2 separate regions of the Homo sapiens genome follow, and region 2 is linked to region 1. Evidence: read pairs that join two places in POLR2A ChIA-PET (ENCODE). Cell type or tissue: A673. All regions are shown on one strand. Links, peaks and the distances in the headings refer to the core of each region. The heading gives the core; the rest is flanking DNA.

The links. ChIA-PET counts read pairs that join two places held together with the same protein. Peaks named below come from ENCODE experiments on the same cell type or tissue, not always from the same donor. Only the 100,000 strongest peaks of a DNase experiment are listed, where the experiment ranks them.
Region 2: POLR2A ChIA-PET joins it to region 1 with 11 read pairs; 2 of 35 experiments call an interaction of 5 or more read pairs at or near these places.

What each region holds. Positions count from the first base shown.
Region 1 is chr1:8,450,406-8,455,778 of GRCh38, forward strand. The region is part of intron 11 of RERE (arginine-glutamic acid dipeptide repeats); the gene reads right to left. Among named protein-coding and RNA genes, the nearest start is that of RERE-AS1, 28 kb to the left of the region's middle. RefSeq lists an enhancer at 12-511. In A673, for the core only: no CTCF peak of the experiment used is centred there; no DNase peak of the experiment used is centred there.
Region 2 is chr1:8,606,792-8,612,164 of GRCh38, forward strand. The region is part of intron 4 of RERE (arginine-glutamic acid dipeptide repeats); the gene reads right to left. Among named protein-coding and RNA genes, the nearest start is that of SNORD128, 110 kb to the left of the region's middle. In A673, for the core only: no CTCF peak of the experiment used is centred there; no DNase peak of the experiment used is centred there; H3K4me3 peaks cover 239 bases; H3K27ac peaks cover 3,342 bases.

The sequences.
Region 1 (5,373 bases), core at 201-5,200:
CCTCTCCATGGGACCTAAATGACCAGCATAGCACACGCTTCCTTCCTTCCCAGCCCTTCCTGTATTCCCAGCCCAGTCCAGACTAGACGTCCTTCTGACCAGAAGCTCACCTTAGCAAATCCCAACTGATGCCTCGCACGACGTCCCCTAGAGACCTACTGTCCTCTCACACGCAGTTCTCCAAAAGGCCTCATACCCCAACCCCCGAGCCCTGCTGCAGCTTTCTCACTTTCAGATCCACACAGAATCCCTTTTAACCCCTCCAGTTATAGGGCCAGAAGTTGTTTTGTCAACAGTAGCAATCCTGTCTCACCGTCTCATCAACCATGCCCATCCGGGTTCCCCCATCACAGTGTCAACCACTTGCCAAACCCATCTCCTTCTTATCCTGTGACCAGCACCAAAGTCTCTTCCTAGCTAGCTAAGTCTCTTCCTCCATCCTACCTTTCGACAGCACTCTCAGGAACGTGGAAAAGGTTGCCCACGGCCCTTCTAATAGTCTGTGTCTACCATTCTTGGTGCTCTTTATTCCAGCCTAGCCATCTACCGGTAGCCATACCTAAGATGTGAAACTACAGATTTTCCCTATTTACTGCACAGCTACCATGACCCCCACAACATCCCTCTTCTTGACTGTGTCCCTCAACTCCTCTACCACTTCTGTACTGGTTCCCCATGTTCTCTATGCAGCCTGGGGCTTAACTATCCATTATGTCAACAATGCAGTCAATACTCACTACCTCAGCTGGGCGCGGTGGCTCACACCTGTAATCCCAGCACTTTGGGAGGCTGAGGCGGGTGGATCACTTGAGGTCAGGAGTTGGAGACTAGCCTGGCCAACATGGCGAAACCCCGTCTCTACTAAAAATACAAAAATTAGCTGGGGTGTGGTGGCACATGCCTATAATCCCAGCTACTCAGGAAGCTGAGGCAGGAGAACAGCTTGAACCCGGAAGGCAGAGGTTGCAGTGAGCTGAGATTGTGCCACTGCACTGCGGCCTGGGTGACAGAGCAAAATTCCATCTCAAAAAAGAACAAAAAAAATACTCCTTGCCTCAACATCCCGACCTCCCACCAATTTTCTAGCCCAATCTTCCACCCACTTTGGCTGCATATTAGTGTCCTAACATCCTGGGACACTGGAAACTTGTACCCCAGATGAATTAAATTGGACCCAAGTTTCTGCTCTGTGTGTCTGAAGTTCCTCATGTGACTCCAGCGTGCTAATAGTGTGAAGTGCTGCTGTACACCGACAGCTCTCAACGTCTCTCACTAGGGGCATAGTCCTGATCCAGTCCAGTAGTTCTCAGGGCCTGGATGCCCATGTCCCACCCTAGGGATTCTGCTCTGACTTGCTGGGGTACAGGCCAGCATTGGGGCATTTTCAAGTTCTCCCGATGACTCTAACGCACAGCCAAGTTTACAAGACGTCCTCAGCCCACCTCCACTCTTCCAATGCTACTGCCAGACTGGTCTTCAAGGGCAGCTCCAGTCCTATCCTTCCCCACACATTCAAAAATATATAATTTTTCCTCGTTTCCTGTTGAATTAAACATAAACTTCTCAGTCAAAAGTGGAAGGCTCTGAATTAGCTACCTCACATCCTCCCCCACCCATAAGCTTCATCCAAACTGGGCAACAACTTGCTACTAACCAACCACTCAAATTCTTTTAGCCCTTGTTCTCCAATTAACTAACCTCTGTCAACTCTGCCCGGTGAAATCCTATCCATCCTTCAAGGTCCTCTCAAATAAGCCTCCTCTACAGCACCCTTCCTGATCTCCCTGTCCAAGAGCAGGGAGCAAGCTGCTCACCTCAGCAGGCCCTGTGAGCCCCAGAACACCATCTGAAGCAAAAGAGGCACTCAAAACAAATTTTCAATTGTGTGGCTGCTGTCCCCTCTCTAGATTCTGTGGTGATAAATCCAACTCAAGCACTCATTTACACCCACTACCCAAATCAGTCAAGGATACCACAGTGGGATGGCATGTCACCTGCCATACTGCCAAGCAGTTACCAAGGTTGGTGGTAACTCCTGCAGAGATCTTAGCAGTGAAAGAACAAATGCTGTTTGTTTAAAGTCACTGATACGCTCCCTTCCTTTTGTACACAGAAATCAATAATGTTTTTTCTAAGTCTTGTTTCCAAAAAACTAAGCCAAATAAAAAAAAAGTCACTTGAATAATAGAAGAACAAACTAACAATGATAGGAACAGAAGATTCAACTAGAGGAAGAATTATGAGAGCAAACAGTGGATACAACGGTCTCAAACATCCAGCAGAGCCCTGCACACAAGAGTAGGAATGGAAACGCAGTAGAATTAAATTCAGTATAAGATGAAAAATAAAGACCTTCCTTTTTCCATGTATATTTTTAAGGTAAATTTAATTATCCAGAAACAGACAAAAATGTTTGCTCTTCACCTTCAAGAATCCACCACCCCTTTTGTGAAGATACTCAGGCTCAGTAGAGTGCACCCGTACACATGCCCATCTTCGTAACGGAATGCCTGAGTGCCTAAGATGTTCAAACCAGTGGAGAGTAGCATGGCGTGATGCTCATGGACTCCTCTAAATGTGTGAGCAACCGGATTACACATCTCAGAGTGTGGCCTAAAAGCAAGATAAATCTACGTGGATCATTTGAATGTTTTACAGATATTTAAAAAGAGAGGGAGAGAGAGGAAGGGAATGTGAGCTGATTATGAAGTCAGAGAATTTAATGAGGGAGACAAGCTACCAAGGTCAGATTGCTCTGGGGTCATAAACTTGGAAAGTGACTATGAAGCTGACAAAGAAGTTGGGTTGTCTCAAAGGACGATCTGAAAATAATTTTCTACTTTTGTTATTGCTAAAGGACTGGAGAATTTCATTTCCATGGACTGAACTGAGCAGTAGGATCCCAAAAATCCAGAGCCCACCCCACTCTTTAAGCTGCTCTGAGAATTGGAACAGCTCTGCCTGATGAAATCAAGACTTCAACGTGGGAGAGATCACCACAGATCAAAGCTCCAGGTCTTCTCTAGGCAAAGCTCCTTTATTTCTTAGATTAATGTTAGGTGGGTTTTTGGTCGAGGTCAACCAGTTTCCCAAACCTTTGCTTATCAAGATCTCCTTAGGCCGGGCATGGCGGCTCACACCTGTAATCCCAGCACTCTAGGAGGCCAAGGTGGGCAGATCATTTGAGGTTAGGAGTTCAAGACCAGCCTGGCTAACATGGTGAAACCCTGTCTCTACTAAAAATACAAAAATTAGCCGGGTGTGGTGACACACACCTGTAGTCCCAGCTACTGGGGAGGCTGAAGTGGGAGGATCACTTGAACCCGGGAGGCAGAGGTTGCAGTGAGCTGAGATCACACCATTGCACTGGTCCAGCCTGGGCAACAGAGCAAGACTCTGTCTCAAAAAAAAATTTTTTTTTAATTCATTTTCTAAAATTCTCTTTTAAAATTGGATAACCAAGCTTACTTAGCTCTGTCACCCTAATTAATTAGAGGCCCTATCTGAAAAAAGAAAATGAGTAATATTTAGGATGAACATGTCTGTTTGGAAAACAGTTTATTAGCAAATGTGTGACACCTCCACAGATTTTAATATTAAACAGTGGCTCCCAGAGAAGACTCCAAGCTGCTGTTGAGGGGAGCACAAGGGACAGAAGAGCACAGAGCATGGCTGCAGTGATGGGCCATCCTTCCTCCCACTCTGGTGGAGTCTATGGTACTCATTAGCCTGCATCTCTGTAGCCTAGGAGATTTGGTTTCATTACTGTCAATGGCAAAGCTTAGAAAAATAAAAGTATGATCAAAACTTACAAATCAGCTTCAAGGGAGATCCCAGAACTTTCAGTAACAAAAGGACACTGTGTGTGTGTGTACGCACACATGCATGTGTACACGTGTGTTTTCAAATTTCTTAAACAGGAATGACTCTGTTAGCTTTAGATAAATCATGTGGCCAATTTTTCACCTGGGAAGTGAAAGGATGGGGCAGGCAGCAGACCAAGATGGGCTTAATCCTGACCTCCTGTCAAACACAGCTGCCAGCACCTCAGAATTTTCCCCTTCCCTTTCCTTCTCCTTTTCCTATAATTTTTTAGATTAAAAAAAAAAACTTAAGACTTGCTGGGTGTGGTGGCTCACGCCTGTAATGCCAGCACTTTGGGAGGCCGAGGCAGGTGGATCACAAGGTCAGAAGTTCGAGACCAGCCTGGCCAACATGGTGAAACCTCATCTCTACTAAAAATACAAAAATTGGCTGGGCGTGGTGGTGTGAGGATGTAATCCCAGCTACTTGGAAGGCTGGGGCGGGAGGATCGCTTGAACCTGGGAGGTGGAGGTTGCAGTGAGCCAAGATCGCACCACTGTACTCCAGCCTGGGCGACAGGGTAAGACTCTGTTTCAAACAAACAAACAAACAAACAACAAAAAAAAACCCCCACAAAACTGAAGACTCAAGAAGGGGAGTGGGGAGATCATACTTTCTTGAGGCCACACAGGTGGCAGCCAATCTGAGTACTGATACCCACACCTCTGACTCTCAGGCCAGTTTTCTCTCCACAAACCACCAGGCCTGTTTTTCCTGCTTCTGCCCACCAACCCACCCCAAAAATGAGTTTTCCATATAGGAAAGAGAAGAGCCTGGCTTATCTTCTTCAGGAGGTAACTGTGCCTTCCCCAGAGAGCTCAGGTGCCAGGACGTCAGCAGCCCTCAGACAGCAGAGCCAGGAGGGACACGGGGCAGTGGTGACGAAGCTGTTCAGGGCAACTCTGGGCATCCTCCTATTTTCAGAATAACAATCTTCCTGGTGTTCTTAGCAGCATGATTCCTTTTTTTATTATTATTTTTTATTTTTTAGAGACAGGGTATCGCTCTGTCACCCAGGCTGGAGTGCAGTGGCGAGATCACAAGGGAGCACGATTCCTGAACTGGGGGAACAGTGCTGAGTTGTATGGGAAGGTGTGTTAGAACAGCCAGATTCACCTGTGCTGCCCACTGAGCTCTTTCCTTCTCCATCACTCATTCTCCCATAATAGAACATCTCAACCACACGTATCATCAGTACACATCAGGTGATGTTGGCAATGAACGAGTTTTTTTAATTGGAATTTAGAAAATAAAACCACAAACTGGAAGGAGTTGGTTGCTCCTTCCAAAGCAAGCTACTGAGAGGAAAAGAACAGGGACACATCCAGTTAATTAATTCTCCCTAGACGGTGGCAGCTCAAGAGCTCAGCCAAAGAGGTCACTGCACTGAAGCAATGTGAGGTTTCTCTTCTGTTCCACCCACTCAAATGATATTTTCTTATTATCAATCCTGCTCCAGGTGCTGGGCCAGGTTCTGTGAATACAAAAAGAATTAAACTACAACCCTGC
Region 2 (5,373 bases), core at 318-5,317, 160 kb after region 1:
TCATTTAGAGAATACATTTTGGGACAAGAGGGAAAAACTACATTCATTTTAAGGGGATAGGAAAAGTACCTGATACGATCTAATCGTAAAACATGAGATCAAAGATAAGAACTGAAAATGCAACTTCCAGGCACCAGGCATAATAATTTATATAGACTCTAAAAAAGGATTAACTTTAAGTGTATTACTTCAACTTCACTCCAGTCCTTAGAAACATTTAATATCCTTGGGAAAGAGTACCATCTCTTCTTCCATTGAAGGCCTTGATATTTATAGAAGATATTGCCGGCCAGACGCAGTGGCTCACAATTGTAACCCTAACCCTTTCAGAGACTGAGGCAGGTGAATTCTTTGAGCCCAAGAGTTCGAGACCAGCCTGGGCAATGTGGCAAAGCCCCGTCTCTAAAAAAATTTAAAAATTAGCTGGGTATGGTGGCAGGCGCCTGTATTCCCGGCTACTCAGGAGGCTGAGGTAGGAGGATCATCTGCGACTGGGAGGTTGAGGCTGCAGTGAGCCATTATCAGGCCACTGCACTCCAGCCTGGGTGACACAGGGAGATACCCTGTCTCCAAAAAAAAAAAAAAAAGATATTCCCATCAAAAAATACTACGATATCCTAAAAACAAAGTTAGAATAAGTAAAACCACAAGCTTACTTCCATGGCCTGAAATGTCTTTGGCAATTCTATTGCTAAAAATAAAGCCTAGGAGAAGCCCCGCATATTTGTTTTTATATATATTTCTTTTTTTTTTTTTTTTTTTTTTTTTTTTTGAGACGGAGTCTCGCTCTGTCGTCGAGGCTGCAGTGCAGTGGTGTGATCTTGGCTCACTGTAACCTTGAACTTCTGAGTTCAAGTAATCCTCCTGCCTCAGCCTCCCAAGTAGCTGGTACTAGAGCCTGGTACTATCACAGCCACACAACACCATATCTGGCTTTTTTTTTTTTTTTTTTGAGATGGAGTCTGGCTCTGTTGCCCAGGCTTGAGTGCAGTGGTGTGATCTCGGCTCACTGGAACCTCTTCCTCCTGAGTTCAAGCGATTCTCCTGCCTCAACTTCCTAAGTAGCTGAGATTACAGGCGCCCGCCACCACGCCTGGCTAATTTTTGTATTTTTAGTAGAGACAAGGTTTTGCCATGTTGGCCAGGTTGGCCTCGAACTCCTGACTTCAAGTGATCCACCCACCTCGGCCTCCCAAAGCGCTGGGATTATAGGTGTGAGCCACCACACCCAGCCTAACGTTTTTGTTTTTGTTTTTTTTACTTTCTGTAGAGACAGGGTCTGGTCAGAGACTGGTCTGACCAGTTCAACCTGGTCTTGAACTCCTGGCCTCAAGCACTCCTCTCTCCTCAGCCTCCCAAGGTGCTGGGATTATAGGCATGAGCCACCACACCCAGCTGTTCAGATATTTTTTCAATCAACTAGTACGGAACAAGGGCTGTGCCAAGTGGCTTTGTAATCTTAGCACTTTGGGGTACTGACACAGGAGGATCCCTTGAGTCCAGGAGTTCAAGACCAGCCTGGGCAACATAGGGAGACCCTGTCTCTACAAAAATTTAAAAAATTTTTAAATTTTAGGTAGCATACACCTATAGTCCTAGCTACATGAGAAGCTGAGAAAGGAGAATCACCTGAGCCCAGGAGGTTGGGGCTGCAGTGAGCCAGAATGGTGCCACTACACCCCTGCCTGGGTGACAGAGTGAGACCCTGTCTGTAAAATCAACAAAAAAACCCCAAAACATGAAACACCCCAAGAAAGGCAGGGCTGAAAGTCCTAACAGTGCCTGTAAGTAATAAAGAGCAATGCACTATCCCTGAAAGAACAAGAAGCTCAATAAAACTTGCAAAGGATCATTAAATCTAATATATGCCTATGGAAACAAAAAGGCATTTAAATCGTAGGCAGTTATAAAAGCATAGGTTTATTGATATTTGTGATCTAAAAATGCGGCTTGATGCCCCTTTTGGAAAAAAGATGATGAATATGATGAAAAGACAGTCTTAAGAATAAATTGACTGGGCACAGTGGCTCACGCCTGTAATCCCAACACTTTGGGAACCCAAGGCGGGAAGATCACTTGAGGTCAGTTTGAGACCAGCCTGGCCAACATGGTGAAACCCTGTCTCTACTAAAAATACAAAAATTAGGCCAGGCATGGTGGCTCATTCCTGTAATCCCAGCACTTTGGGAGGCCGAGGCAGGAGATCACCTGAGGTCAGGAGTTCAAGATCAGCCTGGCCAACATGGTGAAACCCTATCTCTACTAAAAATACAAAAATTAGCCAGGTGTGGTGGCACACGCCTGTAATCTCAGCTACTCAGGAGGCTGAGGCAAGAGAACTGCTTGAACCCGGGAGGCGGAGGCTGCAGTGAGTTGAGACTGCACCACTGCTCTCCAGCCTGGGCAAAAGAGCAAGACCCTGTCTCCCAAAAAAAAAAAAAAAGGAATAAATTAACTGACAATTAGCTTTTATGGGGACAACTGCTCCAGGTGAAAGGAACAGAGCTGAAAGCAGGCCCAGCCGGGTTCTCTGATGCCAGTAGCAGTCAGCCTTGGCATTATAGGTCAGCTGGGTGCTTTCAGAACTTTCTTAATTTGTTACATTATAAGTCGACAGCTAGTAATCATCTTTCATTTAGGGTAGCTGGATTAATCCCAACATTTGTATTAGCAATTCTTCTGAAAATCCAGCCATCTTAATATCTTTCACTAAAATCAAATATAAAAAGCAATCTCTCATGATCTTTATCGATGGTTATTTTTGGCATACTTAATGGGGAGTATGCCAAAGCAGGGAAGCCACAGTAAATAATGAAAAAGCAATATAGCCTCTCTAAACTTCTGCACCACTAAAAAAGCAACCAGATTGGAGTTCTTTCTAAGCAACAAGTAGGTAACAAACGTAATACAATCAGCATTTCCAAAAGAGCATTTTATAATAAATTTTCTTTTTTAATTCTTAAATGGTACTATGGTATCAAGCATGGAAAGCACTAATGTTAGAAGTGATACTTACTAATGGTAAGTGCCTTACTTCAGCAAAAATAACTCTATTAACACCGGTTTGACTGAGTTCAATCGAGCCTCCCACCTCAGCCTCCTGAGTAGCTGCAACTGCAGACACATGCCACCACACCCAGATAATTTTTCATTTTTTCGCAGAGATGGGATTTCACCATGTTGTCCAGGCCAGTCTTGAACTCCTGAGCTCAAGTGACCGAACCGCCCCAGCCTCCCAAACTGCTGGGGATTACAGGCGTGAGCCATCATGCCCGGGCTGATTTGAGGTTTTAAATGACAAACAGCAGAACCTTCGCTGTTTTTAATCTTAACTTTTAAATTATTTTCAACACCTAAGCAATCTACTGATTAGCATCCATAGTCAAAAAGTAAAGATCCTCTTTCCAGAAAAATGTACATATATAGAAGATTTTGCCAGCAGTTTCAGGATGTTCACAGACCCTCTAAAACTTTCAAGAGACTTTATGGATTTCAGATTAAGAATGACGAGAATTTGGGCCGGGCACAGTGGCTCACGCCTGTAATCCCAGCACTTTGGGAGGCCGAGGCGGGCAGATCACAAGGTCAGCAGTTCGAGACCAGCCTGGCCAACATAGTGAAACCCTATCTCTACTAAAAATACAAAACTTAGCCAGGCATGGTGGTGGACGCCTGTAATCCCAGCTACTCCAGAGGCTGAGGCAGGAGAATCGCTTGAACCCGGGAGGCAGAGGTGCAATGAGCCAAGACCGCACCATTGCACTCCAGACGTTGCTCTGGGCGACAGAGCAAGACTCCATCTCAAAAAACAAATAAATAAAAAAAGAATGACCAGAATTTGTATAATTCAAGTCTTACAGGATAATAGACAATGCTTATTGTATGCTTGCTATATGCTAAGTATGGTGCTAAGAAATTTAATGAATTATTTTATTTAATTTTTGCAACAACCCTTTGTCATAGATAGTATTATTATTATACCCATACTACAAGTGAGAAAACTAAGAGTTAGAAAGGTTAATTAACATATCCTATGTTACCAAGAAACATGTCAAAAGAAAAAAAGTTCCCTAATGGAAAATGCAAAACAAAAATAATGATTTAAAAAAAAAAAAACCATACACCGGGCACGGTGGCTCACATGTGTAATCCCAGCACTTTGGGAGGCCTAGGTGGGGGGATCATGAGGTCAGGCAGTCAAGATCATACCGGCTAACACAGTGAAACCCCATCTCTACTAAAAATACAAAAAAAATTGCCAGGTGTGGTGGAATGCACCTGTAGTCCCAGCTACTCGGGAAGCTGAGGCAGGAGAATTGCTTGAACCCGGGAGGCGGAGGTTGCAGTGAGCTGAGATCATGCCACTGCACTCCAGCCTGGGTGACGGAGCAAGACTCTGTCTCAAAAAACAACAACAACAAAACATACACAGCCAGGTACAGTGGCTCACACCTGTAATCCCAACACTTTGGGAAGCCAAGATGAGAGGATCACTTGAGGTCAGGAGTTCAAGACCAGCCTGGCCAATAAGGCAAAAAACACTGTCTACTAAAAGTACAACAACTAGCCAGGTGTGGTAGCCCACACCTGTAACCCCAGCTACTCAGGAGGCTGAGGCAGGAGAATCGCTTAAACCCAAGAGGTGGAGGTTGCAGTGAGCCGAGATCATGCCACTGCACTCCAGCCTGCATGACAGGGTGAGACTCTGTCTCAAAACAAAAACAACAACAACAAAAAAACACTACTCAAATAAAACAGTTCAAACCACCCCTACAATACTGTCCTACTATGTGTGTTAACCACTCAAAAGAGGTCAAACACACAAAAAGACATGGCTAAAAGAATTAAAATGCTAACTAACTAATATCCTCACTAGTCCTTGATCTTCTAGTGAGGAAGAGGATGGGTGCAGCCAACATGAGTCCTCTGCTGCAGAGCCACACCCTTGACAATGGAGATAAATGTGCACGTATGTCCCCTTGAAAGGTTGCACCTTTCCTGCTTTGGCTAGAGCCTCTGTCATGGTGCCACGTGGTTTCTATGTAAATCAGCTGGCGGGTAGAATCATTTCTGACCAGTTTAGGGAGGTTCTGGGCAATGTTATCTTTGCCTTCCTACCTCCCTCACTACTCCCTCCCCACCACTGAACACAGTACTTTTTACTAGAAAACATCCAAGCTAACAGATTCTCAGTACAAGTAAAAATGTTGCCTCTCCAGCAGATAGAAAAATGAACAGATAAGTTAAAACTTACAAAATTAAATCTGATGTTTATTCCATCATTAGTGTAGAAACACAGATCACATATACCTGAATATGCAAAGAAAGTTAAATTATGATGCAATCAATGCTATCCTATAAAAACTAAATTAA